Linked DNA regions of Homo sapiens: region 2 is linked to region 1. A link is a loop called in an ENCODE intact Hi-C map of the cell type or tissue named here. Cell type or tissue: MCF 10A. All regions are shown on one strand. Each heading gives the region's core, and the rest is flanking DNA. Links, peaks and the distances in the headings are about the cores only. Region 1 has its middle 39 kb from the start of LINC01065. Region 2 has its middle 12 kb from the start of PCDH8.

Region 1 (15,838 bases), core at 4,251-12,250:
TCTATAAGTTGGGGAGGAACATTCTGAAGGGGAAGTTGATGGGAGGAAAGACAGTGGTGATATCCTCCACCATTTTCCTAATTGAAGTTGGAACCAAGGATTTGTGTCTAGTTCCTATGAACAGGTCTCTTGCTTCCCAGATTTACCAAGGAGCTCCTTCATACTCATCTTTCTGGTCAAGCACACTTAGTTCCAGGAAAAACTCAGCTAACTAGTTGAGTCCTAATCACTCTCAGTGAAGAAACATGGGTGGATTTCCTGCTTCCATTTCCCTTTCAGAATGTGACAGGGGACAACTGTTCTGGCCTTTTCTTGTTGATTCAGCAGGTGGCTACCAGCAAAAAAATTCATGGAATACTATGAGAATAAATAGAGTTCTTGGGAAAAGGTAAGAAGATAAGATCTAAAAATGACTGAAAAACATGGAAGATTTTTTCCCAAATGTCCATATAAGACCTGCAACCTTCCTGCTTTCAACACTACTTTGATACAATAAAAAATCAATTGTATAATCGTACTAAAGCTTCTGAAGCCTTCCCTCTGGCAGCCACAGGTCAAAGAGTTCATATAAAACAAAGTCCTGAGGACTTCCACTTTTTGTCATAAATCATTCTAAAACTGGACAAATATATGAGGCAACTGTTTTCAGGTATCAAACAAGCAGCACGATTCCCAAGAGAAGGGAGAGACACTCTCTCCATGTTCACTTCACTCTCTGCCTAATTTTCCAGCTGTGGCACAGGAAGCTGGAGTTCATGCAAAACACGATGGTCCAGCTGAGCTGAAGAGGCAGGATAAGAGATCAGGCCTACTCAAGTGGAGCGTAGCTGCATGTAGGGCAGTAAGGACGAAAGAACTATGCTGGGTCATGAGAGATGGAGAAAGAAATCTTTTTTTTTTTGAGATGGAGTCTCGCTCTGTCGCCCAGGCTGGAGTTCAGTGGCGCGATCTTGACTCACTGCAAGCTCCGCCTCCCGGGTTCACGCCATTCTCCTGCCTCAGCCTCCCGAGTAGCTGGGACTACCCCGTCTCTACTAAAAATACAAAAAATTACCCGAGAAAGAAATCTTTATAGGAGTTCCCATGAGTTCTTGACTGAGGACTGAGATGTATAGGTGTGGGGCAAGATCATACAGGTCATGCTACTGTGGGGCTGAGAGTTAGAACAGAAATACCAGATAGAACATCACTGGAAGATGCTGGAGCTCTGACCCAGCCTGAGGAGAGAGTTCTCATGAATACCTGTATTAGTTCATTCTCACACTGCTGATAAAGACATATCTGAGACTGGGTAATTTGTAAAGGAAAGAGGTTTAATTGACTGACAGTTCTGCATGGTTGGGGAGGCTTCAGGAAACTTACAATCATGGTGGAAGGGGAAGCAAACAGGTTCTTCTTCACATGGCAGCCAGAAGGAGAAGTGCTGAACAAATAGCACCTTATAAAATTATCAGATCTCATGAGAACTCACTATCATTAGAACAGCATGGGGAGACTGCTGCCATAATCTAATTACTTCCCACAAGGTCCCTCTTCCAACACATGGGGATTACAATCCAGATTACAATTTGAATTACAATTCAAGATAAGATTTGGGTGGGGACACAGAGCCAGACCATATCAACACCCCAGGCATTCATCTGAGGCAACAGAAATGTCACACTTTAGAATAAAGGATCATGTCTCGCGGTAGGCCCTACTCTGAACCTACCTTGATAAAGCCTAGAAAACCAAGCTTTGACAAGATTTGACAAGAGATGGAATTTGGAGGTTGAGTACACTAAGTTGGGGGAATGAGAAACAATAGGGCTTTTCACAGGCTAATAGGTTCAAATTTACTATCCAGTAATTAAATTGTCTGTGAAGGGCATCACAAGAAGAAAAATTAATAAACTAATATCTTTCATTAACATAGATGCAAAAATTAAACATTTAAGCAAATCAAAACAAGTGGTATCTAAAAAAAAGGTAGGATATCATGCACAAATCAAGCTGGTCTTAGGAATACAAGACTAGTTTAACATTTGAAAACTAATTTATGTAATTAACTACCCTAAAAAAATATAGGAGAATATAATCATATGATAATCTCTCAATAAATACTGAAAAAAATTGACAAAATTTAACACCCACATATGATAAAATCTGTTAGCAAATAAAGAATAAAAAGGAATGTTCTAAAACCAATACAGATGTTATTCAATATATCTATAGCAAATATCATAGTTAATAGTGAAACACTGAATGCTTTTCTCTTAAACTGGGAACATGGCAAGGATGTCTGCTCTCACTGCTTTTATTTGATGATATACTGGAAGTGCTAGCCAGTGGAATAAAGCAAGACAAAGGAATAAAAGAAATAAAGATGAGAAGGAAGAAGTGAGCTTGTCTTAGTTCACAAATGCCATGATTATCTATTTTGAAAAGTCAAGAAGGCTACAAAATACAAAAAAAAAAAAAAAACAAAACTAGAATTAATGAATAAATTTAGTAATGCCCCAGGATGCATCCAATTAAAAAAACCCTATATTCCCGTATATTAGCAACAACAATTATTTAAAAAATAGTATTTAGTATAGCATCAGAAACATAAAGCGCTTTTAAATAAATATAACAAAAGACTTAAGTCTTTCGTATTGAAAACAACAAACAACTCTGAGATAAATTTAAAAAATTCTAAATAAAGAGATATATCATGTTTATGGACTGACAATCTCAATATTGTTAAGACATTCATTTTTTTCTAAATTAAAATATAGATTCAATGCAACCCCAACCATTTTTTTTTATCCCAACCACTTTTTTTTTGTAGAAATTGAGAAGCTGATGCTAACGTTTGCACACAAATGCAAAAGACCTGGAATAATCAAAGTAATTTTAAACAAGAGAAATAAGGTGAAGGACTTATACTATCTGGTTTTATAACTTACTATAAGTGCAACAGTAATCAATCCTATTGGAATTAAGTATGAAATTGTCAGAAGGGCAGACATATAATCAATGGAATAAAACAGAATTCAGAAATAGAGCCCTACATATATGATCAATCCATTTTGACAAAGGCAACAAGATGATTCAATAGAAAAGGGACACTTTTTTCAACAAATGATAGTGTAAAAACTTGATAACCTTTTGAAAAAATAAATGTTTACCCATACTCTATGTCACACAGAAAAATTAAATTAAAATGGATCATAGATCTAAATGTCAAAGCTAAAACTATCAAACTTCTAGAAAATAGAGTAAAAGAAAATCTGTGTCAAGTTCGAATAGAAAAAAATTTTCTAGATAGGACACAAACAGGACTAATAATCAATTTAAAAGAGGATAATTTGAACTTTATGAAAATAAAAATCTTCAAAGTACATCATTAAAGGCAATCATAGACTGAAAAAAATTCAATGAATATTTCTGACCAATAACTTGTGATCAGAATATACAAAAAACCCTTACAACTCAACAATAAGAATCAAACAACTCATTAAAAATGGCAAAAGACTTAGCACTTCACAAAAGACACAAAGAACTTTTGCACTTTAATAAGAGGTTAAGAAGAAGATAATTCATTACAACAGGAAAAATATTTGAACAAACACTGCACCAAGAAAATATAGAGATGGTTCATAAGGACATGAAAAGATGTTCAACATCATTATCCATCAGGGAAATGAAAATTAAAACCATGGTGGGATATCACTTTACACATACCTGAATGTAATAAATTTAAAAGACTGTAAATAGAAAATGCCAGTGAGGATGTGGAGCAACTGGAAGCCTCACACACTGTTGGTGGAATGTAAAATTGCACACCATGATGGAAAATAGTTTCACAGTTATACAATTAAGCATACAATTAGTATATACTCCAGCAATTGCACTTGTAGGTATTTACCCCCCGTCTTCAAGATAAAGAACATGTCCACAAAAACACTTGTACACAAACGTTCATAACTGCTTTATTCCTAAGAGCTAAAAACTGTAAACAATTTAAATGTCTACACAGGTGAATAATAAACATAAGTAGTATATTCATACAATAGAATGCTACTCAACAACAAAACAAACAACAAGCAAACAAAAATGGAATACATGGAACAACATGGATGCATTTCAGAAATACTATACAGAGTGAAAGAAGAAAGACACAAAAGAGAACATATTGTATGATTCCATTTATATGAAATTAAAAAACTGGTAGAAGTAACACAGTGATAGGATTCAGATCAGGAGTTGCTTGGAGTGGGACTGACTACCAAGTGGCACTAAAGGAACTTTCTGGGATGATGGAAGTGTTCTATCTACATCTTAACCGTGGTGGCAATAGATACAGGTGTATACTCTTGCCAAAACTCACAGAGCTGTACACCTAAAATATATGCATTTTATTGTATGTAAAAGTTGGTTAAAAAATAAACACCCTTTATCAATAAAAATAACAAAACAGCAGTAAGAAAAATAAAGCCTTCAGGAATGCCTCACTGAATGGTCCTCTTACTGAAGAAAAAAGGAATTATTTTTCATCTCCAATCAGTTATGAGGAATATGAAATATTGAATAAAAATATCATAAAATTTGAGGAGAATGTGACTTTTAGCTCAAATACAACTATAATTAAACCTTTACACATTAACAAATTTAAGCTTCACAAAGGCAGGAGAGAAAGGCATTAACTACCCCATCTTCGTATTAAAGAAAAAGAGCCTCAGAGAGGTTTTAAATATCTTGTCTAGAGTCATAGTAAGGTGGAAACTGGGATTCAAAACTCAGATATTTTGGCACTAAATCCAATAACATTTCCACTATACTATGCTGTTTCTCTTCCTATTTACCCCTTTGAAAATATTTTCAATAACCAAAACTAACAATGTCCTTTCTGTTGCTAGGCCTTAAATTGCATTTCCTTTGATGCTATTAGATAGAAAAAGGCTTTTTCAGTTGGCACTGAGTTTTTTTCTGAAATCTTCTCAATCACTAGCTTCCCGAAGATGTGGGGATCTTTATCTTCCTTGCAGAAAGTTTGGAATCTTTGAACAGTCAAATTAAATTAAATCTTATAACAGCATTTTCTCCCCCCAGCCTGCATTTCTAATGAGAGCAGAAATTAGTACAACATTTCTGGAGAGCCAGTTGGCAATATGTATCAAAACTCTTGGCATATTCTTGGGCTGAGCAATTCTCCTTCTGGGAATTTATCCCAAGGCAATTATTAGAGACGTGTGTATGGATGTGTGCACAAGGATGTAGCATTATTCACAATAGCAAAAAATTGAAAACAAGTTCAATGTCTGTGTCAGAGACTGTTGTTTTCCTTCCATTCTCATCTCTTCTTCCTTAGCAATAAGAATCCTGGGTTGTAGTTGGGTACATTGTTGCCCAGTAATGCATTTCATACCTTGGCCCTCCTTTACAGCTCATTTGTGGTCATTCAAAATATTTTGTGTGACTTCTAAGAACTTGCCTTACAGGGAGGTTTTCTTTGACCTTTTTTCTTCCAGCCTACTGGATTGTGAATGTGATGGCTGGACTTGAAGCACACATGTTGGAACATGGGGCAACACTCTAAGGATGATGGAACAGCAAGACACAGGGACTCTGGGTCCTGACACTGTGGGAATCAACCATACAAGCCTGGAGTCTTATTTTACATGAAGAAATTTAAACCTCATTCTAGTTTAAGCAACTGTATTTTAAATTTCCTGTCACAAACAGCCAAATCGAATCCCAACAAATGCAGTGTTCAACAGCAAAGGGAGAGTAAAATTGTGATATAGGCACAGGGTAGAATCCCAAGCAACTGCTCAAATGACATGAAAAAATTTGCTAAGAGGAAAAAAATAAGTGACATTCAAAAGAAGGATAAACAATATTTGCAAATATTTTTATTTTTAAAATATATACATACATATATGTATGTATATATAAGCAAATTTAATTGCAATTCGCTAATTTTAAAGAAAAAGGCCATACTAACAGATAAATTTTAAAATATAGAAATTAAATATTGAGAAAGTTCTTGTCCCTGTTTGCATTTAAAAATATATGCTGTAGTTGTTATGTTGATGCATAAGTGGTTATAATTACTCTTAAGACTGTATGTGAGCCAGTTATTTAGTAGATGGGCGAATGTATATACTTTACAGCTCCTACTGCTCAAAAAGCAGAGGGACATTCTAAAGATGACATCTAGTGGTTGCTGTGGTAACCTTATAGACTACATGTTAGAAATCTTTTATGTCAGTTTCTAGAGTTGAAATTGGCATATTCTTAGCTTTAACATACAAGAACAAGGCAATAACTTGCAGTTATTAACCCTTACAGGCTGTATTTGTGATAACTGTTCAGCCTATAGAGAGCAGTGGAGTCACAGTGGAAGTGTTCAAGAGCAGCCCTACAATGATTAAAGGATCTAAAACCTGTGTTAGAATTTTCATGACAACCTTAAAGAACTGTCACTGCAGCTAACAATGAAAGTTCATGTTTATTACAGAGCACTTACTATTCAACAGGCACAGTGCTAAACGCTTTATTAACACCATCTCATTTACATCTTACAGTAGTTCTAAAAAGTAGTATTATTGTTATTTTATAAGAGAGAACAAAACTGAGACTTAGAGAATTTAGGTGAGTTGTTCTAAGCCCTATCATTAGGACACGATTGTGCCAGGATTCAAACCCAAGTCATCCGTCCACACTCATAAGCACTGCTCTATCCAGTGTCCAGGTGGTTGCCATGAAACCCGGTCTGGGTCTATCATAAACATGCACCTTTAAGGGAAATACTCTGTAGCAATGCTGGTTCATCCAGTCTAGCCTTAATCATCTACACTCATTAAACAACAACCACTTTGAGCATGACACTGTTGTGATTTCTCAAAGTATGATGCACCCTTGTTATGACATTAAAGTATAAAACTAAGCTTACAAGAATAATTGTGCCACATCATAATTTTATTTTGAAGCCTAGCTCTAAAGTAAGGCAGAATGGCTAAATGAGATAAGCCTAATAATCATGGTAGGGGAGATGCTGCACAGCTGAGGCAGTGAGAGGATGCTTCCCTAAAGAGCTGACCTTGGAATAAGCTCTAAAGCCTAGCTCCTCGGAGAGCAGCTATGGAGGGGCAGCAATGGCATGCCTTGTTTGAAATGCAGCATCTTAGACCCTACCCTAGATGTACTGAATCAGAATTTGCATTTTAACAAGATCCTCTTGAGATTTGCAGGCACATTGATGTTTGAAAAGCACTGCTTTAAAGAGCAGATAGCATTTCAGCAGCATATACAGAGGGAACAGCACCGTAGGTACAGGGAATAGCAAGAGCAAAGGCACAGTGGTGGGAATGAATAAAGCCATTTGGGGGGAATATCATATCTGGTTGAGCTGTGGCACAAACTGGAATGAAAGATGGTGAGTAGTGGGAAGATAAGTAGGGCGGAATTTATGGAGGGCTTAAGAACTACATCTTGTTCTTAAGGTAATGGGAATACCAAAGTTTTTGGTCAGAAGGTGATGTAATTTTTTTGTTGACTAGACTTTTAAAATTTATAAAATACTTAAGCTTTGTGATACACTCAGAACATAACCTTTGGGTAGGACATGACTCCACATATTTCCTTTAGCCTTCATATCACCAAACAAATCTATTATTAATAGGTATTAATTTTATGGAGGTTATTAAAAGAGAATGAAGTGAATCCTGATGGCAAAAAGAACACTTCCGAATTCTACACCTATCATGCATTTACTGTTAGGGATTTGATGGTTAAACTGACCTACGGGATTTAAAAACCCACACAATCTTGTCCTTCATGAGTAGATAGAACAAGCAGACAATGTATATTGTCCCTCTGTATTTTGCATGGGTCAGGCTCTCCTTTGCTCTCTCGTTCTGAGAAGGGCTCCCAAATCCCCCCAGGCTCCTTTGATGAGGAATCTGTAAGAGACAGAAGCTATTTTGTAAAGCTGTCAGCTGTCCTGAATAAGGCAGCCAGGAATAAGAGAAACAGATAAGAGGTACATTCTCAGGCATGAGGGGGAGCCTTGTCTGCCTTGGATTAAAAGGAGAAGGAAAGAGGATTTTGGAGGGTGGGTGAGTCAACTGAATGGAATCTTCGTCTGCAGGCTGACAGACACGTTACAGACACAAAATGAGTCAACAAAGACACCCAATGATTGGTTGAGGAACAAAGACAAGGAAGGGATAAGTGCAGCTAGACACAGGATGCCTCATATCAGGAGCAGTTGCATTTCTCAGGGAGGGTGAGTTAGAGGGAAAAGGGGAAAGGTAAAAATCAAAATCTCTGTTCCTGTACCTTGGGCCTTGCTAACTAGGACATTCTTTGTTCCCACCAGTTGGTGACTTAACCAGTTCCCTTAAGGAAGCTCAGAGACTGATATAATTGCTGGGTCCTACAAGTCAGATGTTGGGAAGATTTGCATTGCCCTCAATCAGGACTGGGCATAGCTGCTCAAAATCTGACTATATGTATGATATAGTTAACCTTCCCCAACAAATATAATGACAGATAAATGCAATTAATCTCATCCGGAAAAGGGAAACCCACACATGGTGGGGTGGGCTATGCCATTATCCATAGCCCATGAGAATATCCTGTTGGCCAGAAGATGCAGGAACTCCTTACCCTGCCGGAGGTGTGTGTTCCTAGTGTGGCCTCCCCAGATTCTGGTCGCAAAAGTGGTCTTTCTTAGCTTTTGTCCTTTGTGACCACAACTAAGCTGGTCATTAAGGATGATATTTCAGGGGCTTTGCCAACATAACAGGCCATTTATAATTGGGAGTTCAGCTGTCACAGTCCCTTGTTTGCCAGGTAAAAGTTTTGTGTTTATTTGCATTTGATTAACTCCACAATCAAAGCTGGAGATAATTCAAATTTACTCAGAGCCTAGCGATTTTCATCTTCGAGTATGGATCTTGATGATTTGTTCATGCCCTTAGCCCTCAGCTTAAATGACTTCTCCCTGAGCCTCTTCAGGGCCATTCAGAATTTCCTGGGGTGGAGGTCACAGCTAATATTCCCCTTTTGCCCCCAGGTTGCATCTCAGGGGATGGTTTTTGCTGAAGGTTGACTGCCATTTTTCTTCAATTAGATATGCCAGACTTAAGGAGAGTTTGGAGGAGACGTGGGGCTGAAGACTCTGTGAGGCTTCACTCTTATCTCCTTGATTATGTTTTCCTTTCATTTTCTTGCACTAACTTTACTTTGATGGAGAAAAGTTTGCATATTCTGTCCTTAAAATTTGCCAGGTTGCTGACTTTCAGCTCTCCTGGTTTGTTGGCCTCAGTCAGAAAGGGTCTATTTTAGTGATATTATATTTTCTTCTCTTTCTGCTTTCTGAGGGACTATGTTCAGTAGAAGACTAAATTTTTCTTATAAATATATATGATCCCTTCCAATTCCTGACTCTTTGGTCTCTGGCTTTAACAGACACACAATCCGTGTCTCAAAATATGAGCAGCAGCTTACCAGCAGCTGTGCAATCACCTAAGAAGAATGCAGATCAGCCTCTCAACTTAGTATTGGTAGGTCTCCATGAACCTCCTCCTAGATCCTCTCAGCTAATCACTCTTGTTAGGGTCTTTTACTTACAATTTCTTTCCCAATTTGGAATTTGTTTTGATTGTTTAGGGAGTCAGTGACAGAAATCCAACCACTAATTGGCTTAAACATATTGGGGGAACTTATTTCACTTAAATGAAAAATTCATTTGGAGATCAGGTATGGTTGGATATAAAAGCCATCTCAGCTCTTCTTTGCAAAACACTGATTTTATTCTCAGGCAAGCATTCCCAACCTGGTAGTTTCACATCCCAGCCTTTATCTTCTAAACTCAGCAACTCCAGGGGAGAATTATATCTCTTTCATAGTCGTTGCAGCAATAATCCTGGAGGTGATCCCCAATGGCTAAGAAGGACCTGGGTTGGGACACATGTACCTGTCTGGATAAGTCACTGCAGCTAGTTGGATGGAATGCTCTAGTTTGGCTAAGCCTGGGTCATGTGGCCATCCTAACAGCAAGGGTGGGGGTCTATCATACCCTACTTGCATGATTAATTTGGTGAAGGGATGGATTCTTAAAAGAAAACTAGATGCTGAGCAGGTAAAAACAACAAATGTCTTTCATGTCCTGATAGGTCAGTTTTGAAGTTGATCCAAGAAACCAGTTTTTATACCCAAAGAAACTCTGCAGGTCAAAAAATTAAATATAGAAAAAATATAAAGATTCTAAAAAACCAATTTTATCACATGTGGCTGGGGCAACTCTGAAATATTATTCAGCAAATTCCACTTATTGGTGAAGCCTCATATAATATACTAGTTCCACATACTAAGCCTATGATCCTTTAGTCAGTCTTCTGGTTTCAAATTCAGATGATGTTATGTGGTAAGTATTTCACAGAAATCGTATGAAATGGTGGGAACTTCACCAGTGTTCCACAAATACTAATGATCCCCTTTTATGCTATAGGCACTGAACTAGGGACTGGGATACAAATTTGATGAAGACATGGTTCATACCCTAGAAGGACTCAGAATGGGGGGTAAGACATATACTTTAAATAAATAAATCACAGTGTATTGTGAAATGCCTATGACAAAGGACACAGTTGTCTTCTAAAGTCCCACAGATTGCTAGGCACTGGGCTTTTTTCTCCTCTCACATTTTCTTCCTTAAATTTCGAAGCAGCTCCTCAGGGTAGGCATTATTCCCTGAAGATATTGAGGTTTGAAGAGATGAAGTCTTTTTGGTCAACCAGCTAGTGAGTAGAAGGAAGTTTTGGGAATTCTATTTGGAAGTACTTTATTTCTCAGTATTTGGGAATACTACAAAAGCATGACCATTCTTTTAGCCATCCACAAGTTTTGGGACCATTTATTTTTTTCATCTCCATCTTGCAGAGCTTATCTGTCATGAAGTCCTACCAATTCTTCCTAAGTAATGTTTCTCAGGTCTCACCCTATACTTCTTGCTACACATGGGTCAGGCTTTCAACATCCTGTACCTAGATGGCAGGGGCACTTTAAATGACCTTCTTTTTACTTTCGGTCTGTCTTTAATTCATTCTGCTACTAAGTGGGTTTTTGAGGTTGGCAAAAGTTGTACACCATACAATACTGCCTTGATTATTTATTTAATAAATATTTATTACAAGGCAGTCATTGTGCTGGATGCTGCTTTAAAGCTTCACATAAAGCACAATCATTTTTAAGGATTTCATCAATGTTTAGAAAGGCAATCATCCATATTTTCCTAATAAAACACACATCAACAATCCTTTGCTCCACAAACCTCAATGGTTTCTGACTGCTGTCTTAAAAGTGTTGAAAATTTTTAGCTTAGCATCAAGGTCTTCCTCAGCTATGCCATCCATTCATACTTGTTCTGCATATTGTTCTTGACCCATGCACTGCAACCAACTGGCCTACTCAGTCCCTGTAGGGTCTGTGCCTGCCCTTCTCCACATCTTGTTCACATCATTCCTAGGTTCTCTCCATTACTGGAAATTTTGGCTGATTGTGATCTTTTTCACTTTTTTTTGAAGATGAGTCTCCCTCTGTCACCCAGGCTGGAGTGCAGTGGCACGATCTCAGCTTACCGCAACCTCCACCTCCTGGGTTCAAGTGATTCTCCTGCCTCAGCCTCCTGAGTAGCTGGGACTACAGGTGGGCACCACCACGCCCAGCCAATTTTTGTATTTTTAGTGGAGACGGGGTTTCACCATGTTGCCCAGGCTTGTCTCGAATTCCTGGCCTCAAGTGATCTGCTTACCTCCCAAAATGCTGGGATTACAGGTGTGAGCCACCATGTGCGGCCTGATGGTAAACTTATCTGTAAACTCTGAGATGGCTTCTCATTTGTACTTCCTATAACTTGGTCTGTGTCATTGGCACTTGTGACCTTCTCTAAACTATGGTGAGTTAATTTTTTTAATGTGTAAGTATTTTCTTCTAACAAGGCTGTTTGCTTCATTGCATTACCAATATGTGATTAAACATCTTTTGATAAAGGGCTTGAAAGTGTTCTAATTGCTGGTGGACATGAGCTTTTGTGCAGAGTAGGAATAGAGGGACTCAGCTAAGAGGAAAAGAGATGAGGACAAAATAAGGCACAGAAGAAAAATTGCTTCTCAGTCTTAATTTTTAATTTTTATTCTTTTTTAGAGACAGAGTCTCACTCTGTTGCCCAGGCTGGAGTGCGGTGGCATGATCATAGCTCTCTGCAGCCTTGAACTCCTGGGCTCAAGAGATTCTCCCCCTCAGCTTCTTGAGTAGCTAGGACTACAAGTGCACACCACCACACCTGGCTTTTTTATTTTTATTTTTATTTTTTGACTTTTTGTAGAGAGGGGGTCTTGCTATGTTGCCCAGGCTGGTTTTAAACTCCTGGCTTTAAGTAATCCTCCTGCCTTGGCCTCCGAAAGTGCTGGGATTACAGACATAAGCCACTGTACCTGGCCCCTCAGTCTTTAATTTTTATCCTTCATCTTGCTTTGATACATTCTCTGGTGAAGGAGAAAGCCTCTTGCTTGCAGGGTGGGAAGGACACAAAGCATGAACCAGTAACTGAAAGTCAAGTACCAAAGTCAATTTCACTAACTCACTTTGGATTAATGAGCCAAAATGGTAATTTTTTTTTTTTTTTTTTTGAGACAGAGTCTCACTCTGTTGCCCAGGCTGGAGTGCAGTGGCGTGATCTTGGCTCACTGCAACCTCTGCCTCCTGGGTTCAAGCGATTCTCCTGCCTCAGCCTCCTGAGTAGCTGGGATTACGGGTGTGTGCCACCATGTCCAGCTAATTTTTGTATTTTTAGTAGAGACGGGGTTTCACCATGTTGGTCAAGCTGGTCTCGAACTCCTGACCTCGTGATCCGCCTGCCCCAGCCTCCCAAAGTGCTGGGATTACAGGCATGAGCCACTGTGCCCAGCCAGTAAAATGTTTTTTTATTATTCATTGATTTAATTTCCTTCATGCAGAGATTTTAATAATACCAGTAGTTTAAGAAGTAATTTTATGTAGGATTTAAGATTCACAGTTTTGATAATATTTTTATTATTTTTATTAATATAATGATCTTTACGGGAAACTTTTTTTCTAAATGAAGACTACATCATTTAAATCCTTGTTTTATGTTGAGGGGAACTTGTGATTGGTGTTGATATTTTATAGAGGTTTTCTGTGATTTTATCTGGGTTAAAGCACTTAAGTAGTGAATAAAATATCATTTGTTTCTATGCTACTCTTGTAGAGGGTGTTTTGGCTGACTTCAGGGCTGAGTTATTTTCTCTGAAATGATTTCACAGGAAAAAGACCAGCAATTTGCTGACAACTTTTGTTATAAATAACCGCATAGTCAAGACCTAATAACAAATTGATTATACAATGGGGTAACAAGAATGTGAGATAATGATACTTGTTATGAAATAACTTAAAACAATTTCTCTCTGCTTTGGAGACTCATACTGCTGAAGATTGACTTCAGTTTTTTCAAGCAATGATTTAAAAAAAGAAAATTTTAAAAAAGCTGTTAGGTTGATTTGTTTTCTTTCAAACAGTCTTAATAGCTTCAATTTCTGGAACTTACTTCTTGAAGACAGTAACATTGCACTTGATAATATTTTGCTCATTCGTCTCCAGAATGTTTGTTCAGTTGAGAAATGAAAATGGGTCTCAGTATAGTACATACAGTGATTTGTTCTAAATGGCACTAAACTGTTTCTGGCCTAGGGAAGTATTAGTTCAGGGTCCTGTGTAACTTGATGCTTACTCTGACACATGGATGCAATAATCCAGCCAAATTTGCAAATTAGAAACTTTCTTATGGCTTAATTTTTTCCCCAAACATATGTTGTTGGTTTTCTGTAATAGGAAAGGGGAAATATGCAAAGGCACAGACAGTATTCATTAGGGTGCTAATATTTTCCCATGTTTTTGATGAAAGTTGCGTTTCTTTACATACAGTGTGCTCTAGTGTGTGGATACATTGGTGTTATGTGTTCAATAACACAGAAAATCTTTTATTTAAATGATTGGAATATAAATCCTGTTTTTCAGATCTGATTTCTTGACATTTGCGGGGAACACTAGCATATCTGTTGCTTTTGTTTTAGGAACAAAAGTAAACTCTGTAGGGAGTTCACCAAAATCCTCACCCTTTAAAACCAAACTAAGAGGAACAAATTGTTGCTTCATTCACATTTTGGTCTTCCTGTGGTATGGTATCCCCCTTCAGTCTATTGTTTGTTTTGCTTTATCTTTGACTCCAACAGAGATCAAAACACATTTTTTTTTGAATTATAGTTTGGCAATATGCTGGCAAATGGGAAAACACATAACATAAAGCAAATTTTTTTCCACAATGCTTTTAATATTCAGACAGATTTTTATCTAACAGAGTCAACAGAATGTAACATGAGTGTACCAGCAGCCCAGAGCTGTAAACACAGCTTCCTGATGACATATCCCTAGGGGGACAGATCATACAGTTTCTATATTATTCAGCTTGTTATTCTACTGGCACAGAACTGATTTTTGCTTCAGAAAAATGTTTCTTTTCTGAAACTCCAGCTGTCTCTCATTCATAAAACGGTGTTTTAATAAGGTGGTTGTTTAGTATGAAACAATGATAGCGCTAATAATGAATCACTAACAATATGGCACACTTCTTATCATGGATGGTCTACTTTATGCCAAACAGCTGGAGGAAACGTGGGGGAAAATGCAATCAAGCATTTGAATATCATAGCTGGATGTTTCCAAACATAAGTATCCAGATGCTTAGTTTTGTGGAGGTAATATGTTTGATTGCTTGCTTTTTAAAATATTTTATCTGGATCTTTTGATGTTCTGTAGGTGGAGTCATGGACTGTTCTTCATTTTCAGTATGCTGAATGATTTTTCTGATCATGGATAATCAGAAAAACAGTAATGCTGAAGACTAGCTGAGAGTAGGCCTGGCAGGAACTGTGTGAGCTAAAGGAGAAGAGGAAGACATGAGACTTGGACTGTGGTTAAATGGGTCCCTCTCCTGGCTAATACATATGGAAGCAGGCACCTTTTAAAGACATCAGCTAAAGCAGATTCAGTTTTCAGTTAAGGGACATATAGCAATTATGATGTTCGGTGGAAGAACCAGATTCTCTTGTCTTCCCTGAGACCCAGAGGCTGAATAACCAGGAACTTCCAGAGATACTTGGTTCTCAGAAAGAAAGAAAGCTGTCCAACATGCCATTGAGGATACTGGCTTAAAAGAAGTCTGTTCTTACCAGGCTGAAGTAGAGCTCTTCTCTTCCTCAGACAGATGCCTCATTAGGCAAAATTAAAAATCTAGGAAAATAGAGTACTTTTTCTTTTTAGGATCTCAGAGTACCCCGCTCAAATGAACTCATGCTTCCCAGTATACTTCCCCAATACCGGTCACCGGTACTTGTAATTAGAGTCATTGCCAAATGCTTCACTAAATGAAAACCCCTGAAAATTAATTATCTCATCAAAGATGGCTCACTTTCAGAACAGGATTCATATGTCCTGGCATTGAAATAAATGCCAACTGCCTCCTCGGAATGAAAGGAAAAAAAAGTCATTTACTGACATGTCCCTGCAGGAATCAATAACATTACAGATCATAGAGGAGACAAGAATAGCCTGGGCATATTAATAACTCCGCCTACTCACTGATTTGAGATGACTAGTTAAATAACATTCTGCACTGATGAGGACTCCATGGCACGAGGAACAATGTCATCATTAACATGTGAGACTGTTTAGCATTTTGAACACTTCACACATAAAAAGAACTTAACACAGGACTATTTATTGGGCT
Region 2 (15,838 bases), core at 4,999-12,998, 330 kb before region 1:
AATCTGATCATTACACTGATTGGCTGTGTGACCCGTGCAAATTATTTTCTCTCTGTATTGTTTTTTGTTTTTGTTTTCTGTTTGTTTTTTGAGATGGAGTCTTGCTCTGTTGCCCAGGCTGGAGTGCCCTGGCGTGATCTCCGCTCATGGCAAACTCTGCCTCGTGGGCTCAAGCGATTCTCATGCCTCAGCCTCCTGTGTAGCTGGGATTACAGGCCTGCACCCCCACACATACCCAGCTAATTTTTGTATTTTTTGGTAGAGACGGGGTTTCACCGTGTCACCATGTTGGCAAGGCTGGTCTTGAACTCCTGACTTCAAGTGATCATCCTGCCTCAGCCTCCCAAAGTGCTGGGATTACAGGCATGAGCCACGGCGCCCGGCCTGTCTGTATCTTAGTTCCTTTATCGGCAAAATGGGTATAATAATAGTACTTTGCAAAGTTGTTTTGAAGACTGTGTAAAATGATATAATATCAGGTGCTTAGGAACACATGTTAGTTTTTATTTCCCTTTAAAGCACAGGGAAGAAACATCAAAGACTATGTAATCTAAACCTCTTATTTTATAGGCGAGGGATTTGTTCAGAAAGAAAAATAACTCTCCCATTTCCTGTCTGCTTCTTTGCTTTGGTGACAACTGTCTCCCCAATTCCCTCATTCCTCTCTGGAAATAATAGGTATTGTGGTAGGTATATAGATCCCAGAGGAAAGAGACAATGGTCACCTGAGGGTTCCACCAATTTTTGTGCCCTCATGTCATTTCAAAACCTTTTGGTACCTTACTTGCTAGTTGAGATCAGATGTTGACAAAAAGGAGTTCTCAGTAGAGTTTTTTCCTACTCATTTCTATAAAAGCCATGTATTCTGACTGAAACCACCTACAGATACAGATATTTAATGGACAGGAGCCCATAATTCTGGAGGAGCAGAATATTTCAAGGGACTTTCCCTCCTGGACAGTGGAATGCCTGGATAGTGTAATGCCTAGGAGCAGCAGGTGACCTCCTGCTGACTTATACTGAGCCAAGGTACAAAAAGTGTTTGACCCCTCTATTACTCTGCTAGAGCTGCCATAACAAAATGCCATATACTGGGTGATTTAAACAACAAACATTTATTTTCTCACAATTCTGGAGGCACGAAGTACAAGATCAAGGTGCCAACAGGGTTGATTTCTCCTGAGACCTCTCTCCTTGGCTTGCAGATGGCCGCCTTCTCTCTGTGTCCTCATATGGCCTTTTCCCTGTGTGCTGAGCTCCCTGGTATCTCTTCCTCTTCTTAAAGGGACACCAGTCATACTGGATTAGAGCCCACCCTTATGATCTCATTTAATCTTAATTATCTGATTAAAGGCTCTGTCTCCAAATACAGTCAGAGTCTGTTGTCCTAGGAGTTAGGCCTTTAACTTATGAGTTTTTGGAGGTCAGTCTGTAACACCTTCATTCTCTCAACCAATATTATTGAGAACTTACTAAGTTCTAGACTTTGTGATAAATGCTGTGGAAACAGATTAAAAAATAAAGTATCCATACTGATACAAATAAATGATCAAATAAATAAATAGGAAAGAAGAGACAATTCTACCACAAGGAAGACTATTGAAGAACTTATGTAGTAGATTCTCTGCCCACAAAAAAGTGGATCATAATCTCCCACTCTCTAAGTATGGACTACGTGGATTGTGACTTTCTTCCAAAGAATACAGTATGGAGTGGAGAGAAAAAGAGTAACTTTACATGGAGAAAGCTGTCAAACACTCCCTTGGTCAGGTCCTCAAGGTCAACATCAACAGTGATAGGTCATGTTGACAGTATGCACCCTAGGTGTGGTGTGATGAAAATGGCACTTTATCTCTGTGATCTTCCTCAAGACCACAGAACTTCAGTCTCATAATGAGAAAAACATCAGATAAAACTAAACTGAAGGATGATATTCTGCAAAAACTGACCGGTATGCCTCAAAACTGTCAAAATAGTCAAAAACAATGAAAATCTGAGAAACTGTCACAGCAAGAGCTTAAAGAGACATGATGACTAAATGTAATGTGGTATTGTGGCACAGAAAAAGGACATCCGAGAATAACCAAGGAAATCTGAATAAAATGTGGGCTTTAGATAATAACAATATTAGCTATTAATTGTAACAAAAGTACCATAGTAAGATGTTAATGACAAGGGATGTGGGGTTATGGGAACTCTCTGGACTAGCGCTACAATTTTTCTATAAATGTAAAACTGTTCTGAAATAAAAAGTTAGATCCTGCCAACCCTGAGGATGAGGAGACAGAAGAGTAATCAGACAGCAAATGTGTGTGAGAAGTGCTGTGAGGAAGGCCCACACCGCTGCTGATCACAGGTGGCTTCTTGAGGAAGAGGAATATCTGGACATGTGGCACGGGGCCTAAGAACGGTACAGGTATGCTCTGCCTGACTGTATGAGCCCAGAGGAGGGAGGCCAAATTGTGCTGGGAAATGGGAATACTCAGGGAAAGCTTTTGGGTGACATTTGAGTTGACTTTTGAAGGATGAATAGAAATTAGCTAGGAGTAGAAAGGGAGAAGGTAGGGGTGGAGATGAAAAAAGCATTCCTTGCAGGACGAACAGCAAGTGAAACAAAGGTCTCAGGGCTGGGGTGTAAGGCTCTATGAAAGGACCTAGTGAGTACAGAGAGGTGATGAAAGCCGGGGTGAGCAGGTGGGTGCTTTGTGTATCTTGTTAAGGCATTTGGGTTTTACTCTTAAGGCAATGGAGAGTGTTGAAGTATGTCACCCTGACATAAACAGGCTCACCAGAGTAAAGTGAAAGAAAATCAGGTGCAGGGAAAGGGAAGTGGAGAAAGAAGCCTGCGCTGGTGGAAATTTGACCTGGAAGGAAAGTCAAGGGTAATTCTCTCAAGTAACTGTTTAGGGAAGAGTAGTGAGTGACTGGTAAGGCCAAATCCCAAGAGACTCAGGGGAGAGAAGAGCACACTCTGATGACACTTGTTCGTCTATGGGCTGAGCCTGAGGACTGTGTTTCCTACTATGAGTCCCATCTCCCTCCAACCAGGAGCTGAAGCAAATGGTGTAGGAGTTGCTGGTTGGTGTTTTCCAGCCATCACCAGCCCTCTGGAGAATGCATTTCCTCCTGGGAGCCTCCTCTTGAGTTTAGTTCCAAGAAGAATGCAGATGGACAGTGGTGGGAGAGAGGATTTACTTTTTCTCAACAAGTTGAGGCTTCTCTGGGTTCAACCACAAGCAAATCTAGTGGCACCTCAGTGTATCTTCTGTTGGACATCTGTCCATGACAAATGATGGTGGGGTGGAAGTGGGATGTTCTCCAGCTGTCCATGGCCCAGGGGTGTTTCCCTTAACACCCGAAGGATTCAGTGTGTGTGAGGAAGAAATTAAAAATTTCCCTGGAGCCTTTTGGCTGGAGGGTGTGGGATATGGGATGTGGCCTGGGTTCCTACGACCTTGTTTTTGGTGCTTGGGCACTTTGAGGCAGAATTGGAAGAGATTACAGAGTTCATGGGGGAAAAAGAGGTTGTGGGTAATGAAGTAAACCTTCAGTGAAGAACCACAAATCTGTGCCTAAACTACATGCAGGAGTTGTATAGTTACATAAACTGGATGGTTTAATTGGTCTCAGAGCCTAAAATATGTTGCTACAAATTTAGGGTTTTGTTATTAATAAATCCCACATGACTTAAAAGAAATTAAGGCAGGTCGCTAGAGCCTTTTCTAGGCAGAGAGAATTTTAATCATTGGCTAGTCTTTTTTCTTCCTCCTCAAAACATTGTTCTGTAAGTGCAGAAGACTTCTGACTTAGGTCTTCCTTTGCATCTGACAGCTTGAACTCACTTGCTTTAAGTGGGTCACAATCCACTTTTGAAATGGAAATGAAGTCTTCATGGCAGCCTCTGCCTCAGAACCCTGGGACCCAGGACCAGCCAAGACACGGTGGAGCCTGATGTTATAAATTTCTCTATAGATCTGAGAGCAGTTTTACACCATTGATCTCACGTCACCCAGAATTGAGATGGAGTGACAGCTGATAAACTGCATGGTGACAGGCTATGGCCTTGGAAAAAAAAATCCAGATGTGGGATTAAAAAAAAAAGAGCTGATGGATTAGTTATTGGCCCTCGAATATCCCTTACCCTGGATTCCTTCCAACCACTTTAGAAGCATTTATTTTCAGGTAATTTTACAGTTGTCTCTTTGTCCTTCAGAGGTGCTTTGGTCTATGAAACCTCTCAGAGAATTTAGATGAAATCATTTTTATATGTATTGCCTGACACCCCCTGGAAGTCCCAGAGCCCTGCTCTTAGGTCTGAGCCTTTAGGGGGCTTTTACCTGCACATTCAGGGGACTAGGGATGCAAGTAAACCATTGGTATTCATGCTAATTTATGATTTTGTAGCAGAATTACCCAGTCTATAGCCCTCAAGCACCACTTGCTTTAATGGGGCAAGTGGGGAGGAAGGCACATTGGTGGGTGTGGGAATGGGAGATGGGTTTCTCCTTGGCCAGTATTTAAATGAGTGGGTTTTTTTTTTCATGCTACAATTAAACTTTTTGAATCACCTTTTGATTCCAGCTCCTCTGTCCAAAGGGCCTGGGACACCTTCAGAAAGATTTTGAGTAGGCGAGGTGCGAGGGCCTGTGTTGGAGAGATTGGGGAATGTGGTGGATTATTTGTGTTCGGAGGATGAACAAAGGTTGAATTCTTGCTGCCCTGGCTCTGAGCTCCTGCTTTGGTGTCCAGTGTGGGAACCTGAAATGGGGAAGAATGGGCTGCTCTATGCATTGAACCGCGAGCCCTCCCGGGCATGGCCGTTCGTAAGGCATCAATCTTGCTTTGCTTTGCCTCGCCTCAGGAGCCTTGTATAGAGGCCTCTGGTCTCAGGGGACAGAGAAGAAGGTTAGATGGAGGGAGCAGAGCCCCCACAGGGAAAAATAATGTGACAAGCTGTCAGAACACGGCGACTGGGTGACTCCTGTTCCCTCAGTGGCCAGGGGGCCCCGCCGGGCCCTGCATCCTTCAGGGCTGGGAGCTGGAAAAAGGGAACAATATAGGATGTGTGATAGATTACACACCTTTCCATCAAACCCCAGTGGAGGCTTTTGCTGGACTTTTGGAAAAGGAGGAATGGAGTGGCTTTCCCCAGGAGTGGAATGTTGTGACTAGATTATTTTGGAGAGGGAATTCTAGGAATAAGGTGCCATGAAATCTATAAGGACCGGAAAGGCTGCCCACTGAGGTCAACTGTGCAGGTAGGCTTCTAGGAGAAAATGTAGGGGGCAATAGCAAAACATAACTTGTTTAAGTCTGAGATAGGGTTTCCATAACATAGGATGATTATATCCATCAGGATGGGCTAAGTTATGCTTCAGTAACAAACAACCCCGAAGTCTTAGTGTCTTCAAACAGCAAAGTTTCTTTCTTTCTTACTCTCCATGTCCATCATGAATTGGCTGGGGGATGTGTTACATGCTGTTCTCACTTGGGGACCCAGGCTTATTGACCAGCCACCATCTGGAACTTTCTCCTTGCTGTGGCAGAAGGGAGAGGGTATGGAACAAGCTGTGGATTAGCTTTTAAAGTTTCCACCCAGGTATGACAGACACCACTTCTGCTTACATTTCTTTGTACATTTCAAAGTCCTGAAAATGTAGAAGAAAGCTCATTGGTCGGTAGAGGGAAGGCTTGAGAAAACAGAGCAGGACAGTTGGACAAAACCTTTAGAAAAGCGGAGTGCTAGGACATGTATTCTGAGCTTGCTTTCCCTTCTCAGGTCTTAGACAAATCCTTACCTTTTTTTCTTTTCTTCTTCTTCTTTTTTTTTTTTTTTTTTTTGTTGGTGGCAGGAAAATGGCAATTGGGAGGAATGCTGGTCAACGGCATATGTGCCTCTAAATTCAAAGAAGGTCAGAAATAAATTAGAAGTGTCCTCATGTGACACATTCCTTCAAGTATAGGGTAAATTACAGTTTCTGACTAATTGGTGGGGAAATCTCCCGAGAGTGAAAGATCAAGTATCGGTAATGGGATTACATGTCCTCTCACTTGCACTTGGGGAAAACTTGCATAAACCATCTTCATTAATTACAGTCCTAATGGCTTTTACTTTTACCACCATCAACCTACCACCAAGATCAAAAACCTTTTACTAAGCAACTTTCAGAATGTGGAACTAGGCATGCTGAGTGCTTTACAGTTTGGTTAAATCACCTGTTTAGCAAAAGTACTTAGGACAGAAGTGCTTAGGACAACTAAACAAATACTGAGAGCAATGTGAATATGAATATTAACACTTTGGGAAGGCTGAAGAACAAATATTTTTTGCAGGGCAATCTTTGCAGAAGGGATCATGAATGGTATTTAGGAAGAATTGAACCAGAAGAATTTAATTCATTATTGTGTGTGTAATTCACAGTACTAGGCACTGGGGTATAAGCTCTTGCCCTCTAGGGTGTGGTGGTCAGTGGGGAAGACAGTCACACTGTCTTCACAGTGTCAGTCACGTTGCCCAACTTTAGTGTAAGGTAGTTAGTTATAGATAGAGATTTGCCCAGGAAAGGAGATCAGATTCTAGGAACTTATTTGAGAAGGAGAGGCGATAGTGCGGTGAGCTCCTTGGGAGAAGGAAGGGGCTGTTTCTGGCCAAGTATTGGACTTGGGAGTATGCATAGGGTAAGAATAATTGCTACTATGTACCCTCAAAGTTCAGTTATAACCACCAGTATCAAAAAGAGCTGGGGACTAAAGTATCCCATTAGAGATGAATATAGTATTCATTTATCTTTGGAAGTAGGCAGGTATAAGCAATACATAAAACAATATTTTAATACAGAATTTAGAGAATTGGAGGAGGCACAGGGTACCATCCTAGTCTCCTCATCCACTCTAAGTTGGTTAAATGAAGTGGATAATTCTTACCCTACCTATCTCAGAGTAGAGGTGAGGGTTCTGTGATATAAAGAATGCAGGTCTTTTATGAACTGTAAGGCATTATATATATTAGGCCATAGTGCTGATGGAGATGCTTAAACTAAAGAGACATTAAGCCAGTTGCGCAGAGACAAGTGTGGGTGACAGATGACACAGGAAAGGAAGTGGCTTGGGGTAGCTGCTGAAAGGCAAGTTGGGGACTAGGGCTGAAGTCAATCAGAAAGTTTTGATGCCCTTGAACCATGGGGTGGGGAACAGTGCTAAAGGGAAGAAAGGTAGCACTCTGTTTAGCTGGGGATAGGAGGGGCTAGAGGCTGGATATTGGTTAGACAGGAGGTTTTCACTGCTTCAAGCTCAGTGCGTGGCATTAAGAAGTCACCAATAAGTATGTGTTGGATATATTGAATGAATGAAGAAGTGAAAAGACCCGACTGTCTTGGCCTTAGAGCTCTTCTGAAATAACATCTCCCTCAGTTGTATCAGGGGCACAGATATTGACTCCCTGCCCTGCACACATGCTGAAGACTCCTTTTGGTTGACTTTAGTAAATGTGAGTCAGGCAATCAGGGCAGGGCAGTGTCAAAGATTCAACTCAATACGGGCATCTCAAGGCTGGTCAGGTCTTGGACAGCACTACTAGAAAGTCCTGATGCTACAGATGCAGACGGGGTGACATCTGGACTGTTCGGCCTTCTCCTGGTTCCATAACTGGAAACATTTGACCCTTCTTCCCTGAGAGCCTCCAGACTGACTTTGGCTCCCTAAGACAGGGCTGGCTTCCTCCCAGCCACCCCTGCTTGACTCCAGCTGGCCAAGGCAGCTTAAGCCTTCAGGCCTTTGCTGAATCTTTCTTCTTCATCAAGGGCCTTTATGGCTATGGCATCACTGCTTCCCAGCCTTCATCTCTCCTGTTGCCAAACCCAGCTTGAAGGTGGTTCTAGTTCATTCACAGATAAGCTCATATTACATATCATTTATCAAAATCACAGTCATATATTAAATTCTGTCTCTAGGAGAAGGGGGCGTAATCCTAGGACAGATCTTGGGAAGTTTGCCACTGATACATCCCTTTAATCTGTCCTGGCTGGCTCTGCAGGCGCGCCTATCCTGCTCTGTAGGTGCTCACCAAGGCTTTTTAAGATGCAGCCCTCTGCTGATAATAATAGCAATAATACTTCTAATGATGGCAACGGGTATTGAGTACTTGCTTTTAGCCACACATTCTGCTAGGCAGTTCACATACTTAATTTAATTCTCTTAGCAGCTCTGTAAAGTAGGTCTTATTATGATAAGTTTCAAAGAAACCAAGGCTCAGAGAAGTTAATGTCTTCAAGGGCTCTCAGCTGGTTAGTAGCAAGGAAAGACTTAAATCCAATTCTAATGGTGCAAAAACCCAAGTGCTTTCCATTATATGAAGCTGCACCCCTATTTCACCACCTTCTTACTCTCAAGGGCTCTTTGGGTCCTCTGTCTCCTCTCAGAGGCCCCTCAAGGTTTGCAATGTGCAGAACTCCAGCTTCTCCATCTGGAGCCCTGACCACTTGCCTGCACTCCCACTCTGTTTTACTTGGGCATCTTGTTTGTATACTTAGCTATAATTTCCCACCCAGTAGGCAGCAAACAAAATTCATCACATCATTTCTCCAACTGATAATTTTTTTCTGATCTCTCTTTCTGTCACCAGCACAGAGTCTTTCAATACTTCAGATAGGAAGTAGGTTTACATTTTCACTCTCCCTCATCTCTTCTAACCATCAGTTTTGTTTTGTTTTTGTTTTTGTTTGAGACAGAGTCTCACTCTATCACCCAGGCTGGAGTCCAGTGATCTCAGCTCACTGCAACCTCCGCCTCCTGGGTTCAAGCGATTCTCCTGCCTCAGCCTCCTGAGTAGCTGGGACTATGGGTGTGCGCCACCACGCTCAGCTAATTTTTGTATTTTTAGTAGATATGGGATTTCACCATGTTGGTCTTGAACTTTTGACCTCAAGTGATCCGCCCCCCTCGGTCTCCCAAAGTGCTGGGATTGCAGGCATGAGCTGCTGCACCTGAACCTATCAGTTCTTTTTAGGGTTGTATGACGCTTCCAAATGTTTCTTGCAGCTATTTCTGACTTCCCAGCCTATGGCCCCCATCCTAGGTCAGGCCCTCTTCCACCCAGGCCTGGAAGCTTGAAAGAGCTTCTGAAGTGAGCCAGCTGCTAGAACACATGGCACCTCTACACACATCAGAGAAAGTCTTCTTTCCTCTGGGTAGATGCAGTCCCACACCAGGGCACGTGGCTTGGCAAACAGAGCACAGGCTGGAACCCACTGACTCCCCAGTCAGGGGAACTTGTGCAGTGAACAGCCTGCACATCAGTGCCTGGTGACCCCTGAAGTGAAGACTCACCTTATCTTATATTCTTCACCATTTAAAACATCTCATCTGGAGTGATTTCAAGATATTCAACAACTGGTGTGTCATGGACATTGACCAATTAGAATGGACACTGATCTTAGCCTTGGGGCAAGATCTACAGGCTTCCCACTGAGCCATGCATTAACCCTTTAATTTCTGGATTGTGGGAAGCTGAGGAGATAACTAGGGGAGAGGCTAGGGTAGTACTAGTGATTTATACCGCGTACTGTAGCTGTACTTGAGTATTTTAACAATAAGCACATTACTGGTGCATCCGGGCTGAATATTAACTCGCTTAGCCCACCCTGAGGAATCCTCTACAGGCCCCAGTCCAACTCCATTCATCAATGGTGCCTGATTGTTTCCCACACTTGGCAAACACCAATTTCCACTGGCAACAAGGACCTCCACATACATGATTGTTTCAGGATAGGCTTAAATTTAGGTGTGGTTATCAGAGCAGGTACAGGCTATTTGGAGACATGCCTCCAGGGGGCGCTCAAGATGACCACCTCTTTTCCAAACCTAATCATTCCATTCACCAACAGCCACTTTCAGGAGGAAATCCATCTTGGGGTCAAGATTTACAGGAATCCATAGAGACATGCAAATAGGCTACAGGGTAGGGGAGATAGACAGATTTTAATTCTTTGTATCTAGATTTATAGATGGACATCTACCTACTTGCCTATCTATAAAATATTAAGTTTTACATTTTTTCTTACTACCTTCCATTCCAAAAGGTAGTCCTTAATTATATAATTTTCACTGGACATAGAGTAGAAGCTGCTTGAAGAGCCAGAGGGGCAGGAGAGAAAGGGGTATGCTTCTGGGAGTGTGGATGAGGGTGTACTATGAGTTTTCCCTTTGTTGGGAAAGAAACAGGAGTGCCATGCCCTGGGGAGGGGCAAGGCCTGGGAAGGGGTGGTGCTTCTAGGGAGTCTTGCTTTCTGGGTCTCCCAGCCTTACCTGAAGAGACCATATGGTGTCCCAGTGTACCTGCCGTGACTTATGATGGGGGTGGGGGGTGTCACTGCAGAAGCCCCTGGGACTTTTGCTTGAATCTGGAGAGGGAGCCCCAATACTTACTGCAATGAATTTCTGACTACCTCAGAAGGATGGTGGCTTACAGTTGGATTTAGTGAAGAAAATAAAGTGATGAATTTTTTTTCACACCTGGATTTTTAAACAAAATTGTATGCCTACCTTAAAGCTTTCTCCAGGTCTCTCTCTTACACCTCTCTTTCTCTCTGCCTCTTAAAACATTTTTTAAAAAATTAATTAATTATATTTGTACACATTTATGAGGTATATGTGAATTTTGTTACATGCATAGATTGTGTAGTGGTCAAGTCAGTGCTTTTAGGTATCCATCACCTGAATAATGCACATTGTACCCACTGACTAATTTCTCTTCATTCACCTCCCCACTCCCTCGCCCTCCTGAGTCTCTACTGTCTATCATTCCACTCTCTAAGTTCATGTGTTCACATAGTTTAGCATCCACTTGTGTGTGAAAACATGCAATATTTGACTTTCTGTGCCTGGCTTGCTTCACTTAAGTCAATGACCTCCAGCTCCATCCATGTTACTGCAAAAGACATAGTTTCATTCTCTCTTGTGGCTAAATAGTATTTCATTGTGTATATATACCACATTTTAAAAATTCATTCATCTGTTGATGGACAGTTACTGCTTCTGTCTCTTAACCCATCTCTGTTTGCATTGCTTTTTGTCCTTCCCACATGGATAATGTGGTAACATGGGCCTGGGTTGCCTTCCTTCAGAGGAGAGCCTTTCTGTTAAAGGCAAGCAGAACCTAACAGTGGCTCAAAGCAAAAAAGGCAGGGGTCTCTTGCTTGGGTCAGCTCTACCATAGTCATTAGGGGGAGGAACTCTGCTTGGTTCTGTTTCCATGAACCCTGACTGAGAGCTAGAACCCAGAGGGACAGAGTTAGTCTGTGGACCTAGGGAAGGGACAGAGTTAGCCATTCATCCTGTCTCTGTCCTGAGTCTAAGGAACCAAAAGGGTCCTTGGAGGACAAATAGACTCCTCAAATTCCTTTTCCTCTTCTTCCGTAGAAAGATAACTCTGAATTTTATCTGGGCACATGGCCATGTAAAATAAAGACCACATTTCTCAGTCTTCCCTGTAGCTAGGTATGGTTATGAGAATAAATTCTGGCAATAAAATATAAGCAAAAATGTCATATGTGACTTTGGGGAAATGGCCTGGGGTGCTGTGATCTTCTTTGTCTTTATTTTTATCTTCTAGATTAGGAGTTGGCAAACTTTTTCTGTAAAGGGCCAGAGAGTAAATATTTTCAGCTTTGTGGGCCATATGGTCTTTGTTGCAACTAGTCAACTCTGTTATTAAACTGTGAAAGCAGCCATAGACTATATGTGAACAAGTGGGCGTGGCTATATTCCAATAAAACCTTATTTATTAAAACAGGTGGAAGATGGGATTTGGCCTATGGGCTTTAATTTGTCAGCCACTGGTCTAGAATACATGTGTGATAGCTGGAATGGGAGCAGCCACCCTGGACCATGAGGTGAAAGTCATGTACTGGGGATGGCAGAGAAACAAACTAGAAGGAGCCTGAGTCCCTGTTATCACAGAGCCACCCTGTGAGCTCTTTGGCTTGGATTTATGTGAGAGAAATAAGCTTCTATGTTGGTTATGCTAAAGCATATGCAAATGAACCTAATCCTGATGAACAGATCGTTCATGTGCGGTTAAGCCTAGCTGACCAGACTAAGAGACTATTCAAGAATATGGGATTAAAGCTCCAGCTAGGAATAAAGTGTGCATTTTTTTCAGGGGTATATTCTGTACTCTGAATATCTCCAGAATTTTCCACTCATCTTGATTAAGCAAGGCCACAAACAAAACTTTGGGATTGATCTTTGTGTAACCCACAAGGTGGTGAGCAGCACACAGTGAAAGTTGTTGCAACTGACTTTTTGTCCATGTGACAGGTGCTGGGATTGACAGCATGCAACATTCCCCAGCAGCAGGGCCTTGCCAGCTCTCCACACTGGAACCCAGCATGCTGACACATCTCTAATGAGATTTACAATGTGTAAATGCAAATACACCGAGTTTTAGCACCTTTTAAAAATTTTGGCTGTCAGTCAGAACCTGTCCCTGAAATCAGTAATGTTGGAAGAAGCTCTGGAGTCCTTTAGCAATCCTCCTGATGATTTAGTTTCATGTGTTCCAGTGACTGACTCTGCTGCATTCCTGGGGAGATCCAAAAGCTCAGTTCTTAGGATTTGGGAGTCTCATGCAAATAAAAAAGAATGATGAGGTAACTGAAAATTAAAAAGTTGTAGAAAAACACTGGAACTTGGCTCCAACTTCAAAAACATTTTATTCTATTTCCTCCAAAAATATTCTTTTTTTTTTTTTTTTTGAGATGGAGTTTCACTCTTTGCCTAGGCTGGAGTGCAATGGCACGATCTTGGCTCACTGCAACCTCCGCCTCCCGGGTTCAAGTGATTCTCCTGCCTCAGCCTCCTGAGTAGCTGGGACTACAGGCACACGCCACCATACCTGGCTAATTTTTTTGTATTTTTTGTAGAGACGGGGCTTCACCATGTTGGCTAGGCTGGTCTTGAACTCCTGACTTCAGGTGATCCACCCACCTCGGCCTCTCAACGTACTGGGATTACAGGTTGAGTAATCAGGCTGGGATTGAGCCACCGTGCCCGGCCTCAAAAATATTCTTTTTACAGCTGCTGGAATGTTGTAGTTGACCCCACTAGGAGCCTTGTTCATTTTTCTTTTGCTCCAAGAAATCCTGCTGTTGCTTCTGGGTGCAGACATCCATTTTACAGAGGACATGGGTTTGTTATTCCTGGAGAAGAGAAAGCTGAATGGTGCCCACATTCTGTCTTCAAGCATTTAAAGCTGTGTGTGTACATGGAATACTATGCAGCCATAAAAAATGAAATCATGTCCTTTGTAGCAACATGGATACAGCTGGAGGTCATTATGCTAAGTGAACTAACGTAGGAACAGAAGACTGAATACCGCATGTTCTCACTTATAAGTGGGAGCTAAACATTGAGTACACATGGATAAAAAGACAGGAACAATAGACACCAGTGCCTACCTGAAGGAGGAGGGTGAGGATCAAAAAACTACCTACTGGATATATGCTTATTAACTGGATGAATAAATCATTCATACGCCAAACCCCAGTGAAATACTATTTACCTGTTTAACAAACCTGCACATACACCGCCTTAACTGAAATAGATTTTGGAAAAAAAAATGTGTGTGTGTGTGGTGCTTAATGAAAAAATTGTGGGCAAATTGTTGCTTATATTTCATGAAAGAGGGGAGGAAGGTGCTACTTTCAAACAAGAGTAATTTTGATGAGACCTAAAGAAGAAACATCTCAGCCTTCAGAAGGATGAATTGCTCCCCCTGGGAAGCTGAAACAAAATGTCTAATCTGAGATGGCTAAGGGTGGGGTTAGGAGCACAGAGTTCAGAACTACAGGTGATCCACCTGCCTTGGCCTCCAAATCCCAAAAGTGCTGGGATTGCAGGCGTGAGCCACTGCGCCCGCCCTCAAAAATATTACTTTTACAGCTGCTGGACCTGGCTTCACATCCTGGCACAGCCTCTTACTTACTGGTTGGCCTTGGGCATATTGCTCAACTCCTCTGCACCTTAGTTTTTTCTTTATGGAATGGTGATAGTGATACTGCTGACTCGCCAGGGATGCTGTAAGGAATGGATGTGATAATGTGCACAAAGGGCCAACACAGCATCTGACCAAGAATAAATTCTCAGAACATATGAAATGACAGAAGAGACCTCACTGGTCCTGGGCATGTCAGACATTTGGCCTAAGTGAGGCAGCTTGCTGAACACTGGGCACTCTGAGTCTATCCAGGTTGTATTAAACTGTAGGACCAGAACAACTTCCATTGTGAAGGCTTTCCTGGTTTCCTTCCTTCATGTCTTCACCTACTGGAACTCAGGTCAAATGATGCCTCCACTGAAATCTTCCAGTCTTCCCTGGCTCCCATGGCTAGGTTAGAGCCCTCACCACACACTCTCAGGACCATGTAGACCTTCCATTGTTGCTCTGGCCTCAGCAGCTGGTGTCTATGATTATGGGATTATTTGATTAATGCCTGTCTCCCTGACCAGGCTGTACATCCTGAGAAGGCAGTGTCTGTTTTTCTTACCATTGTATTCTTAGCAGCCAGCAGAGTACCTGGTACATAATAGGTGCTCAATAAATATTTGTTAAATCAATGAGTAAATGAAGTCAGTGTCCCTCTGGTTCCATTTATATTGGTGCTGTCTGCTCTCTCAGATCAATTTATGTAACTATTTTCCTAACATGACCAGTTCTGCCCTTTGCCTCCAGCTTCATGAGTCTCTGCAGGGTAAGGGTGGAGGGTCTTTACCTTGGTGAGCTCAAAAATATCTGATTGTGGTGGCAGGACGCTGACCAGAGGTTTCCAGAAGGTGTAGGGTCAAAAGACTGGGAAGCTGTGAGATAGCAAGAGAATATTGCTTTATAGATGGGCTGCTGCATAACTATCTGCTTTCAAAGGCTTCAGACTAATCAGAATTTCAAAGGACACTTTCAAATGTAATAGGATTCTACCTGCAAGAGTGATGAGTGAGGCACTGGAGCTGTTTATTTCTCTAGTTTCTATTCTAGGCTTGTATCAAAGATAGCTGGGGTCTTCTGATTTTATTTTCATTCATGCCCAAAATGGAAAAATCTAATGCAATGGCAGGATGGCAGTGATGGCAAGGCCACAAAGAAATAGTGCAACCAGCTTCTTGCCTCGGTTATTCTGGGAAACAGGATCACGGCGAGTGAGCAGCACAGTGCCATTCTTAGCCCATTGTTCAGATAATGGGATGCCATCATTTACACAGGTCCTAGGAAACTGGGGACAAATTTCCTCTTTCCTTCTTCATAACAGCCTTAGCCATTCTTCCTGGGTTAGACAGATCCTCAAACAAACAGAATGTCATGTACAAAGTGTTAAGAATCTGCTGTGAAGTTAAAATGACTAGCATGAACACTTTACATTGTTTTTATAACTGTTGCTTTTGACCATAGTAGTCTTGGGGAAAATTGTGTAGAAGAAAAAAATAAAACAACCAAAACAATCCTTTCTCAAAATCGTGGCGGGGGACGGAGGGGAGTATGCAAGTACAGGGAAAGCATGCAAGTACATGTGGTATTTAAAAAGATCTGCACCTGCTTTTCTCAGACCAGCTGGCAGACTATTCACAGAAAAGTACTGTTCTTTCTGGAAATACTCAGGACTGAAAGCATCTGCAAAGGAGTTGACAGAAGCTTTCTCAGATTGATTGCACGAAGACAGTGCCAACCATCATTTTAGAAATTTGAACTGAATTAGAACAGGTACTGTTTTAAAGCTGTGGTTTTGAGGTTTTGACACCCTGTAAGTTTTACATATGCCCAAGAAATGGCAGAAGCAGCACACATCTGCTT

The links. Peaks named below come from ENCODE experiments on the same cell type or tissue, not always from the same donor. Only the 100,000 strongest peaks of a DNase experiment are listed, where the experiment ranks them.
Region 2: it touches region 1 in a loop (3-fold over the local background); 2 of 110 quality-filtered maps call a loop at or near these places.

The regions. Positions count from the first base shown.
Region 1 is chr13:53,183,186-53,199,023 of GRCh38, forward strand. No RefSeq gene overlaps it. Among named protein-coding and RNA genes, the nearest start is that of LINC01065, 39 kb to the left of the region's middle. In MCF 10A, for the core only: no CTCF peak of the experiment used is centred there; a DNase peak (open chromatin) is centred at 8,136.
Region 2 is chr13:52,852,736-52,868,573 of GRCh38, forward strand. No RefSeq gene overlaps it. Among named protein-coding and RNA genes, the nearest start is that of PCDH8, 12 kb to the left of the region's middle. In MCF 10A, for the core only: a CTCF peak has its summit at 9,836 (motif pointing right); no DNase peak of the experiment used is centred there.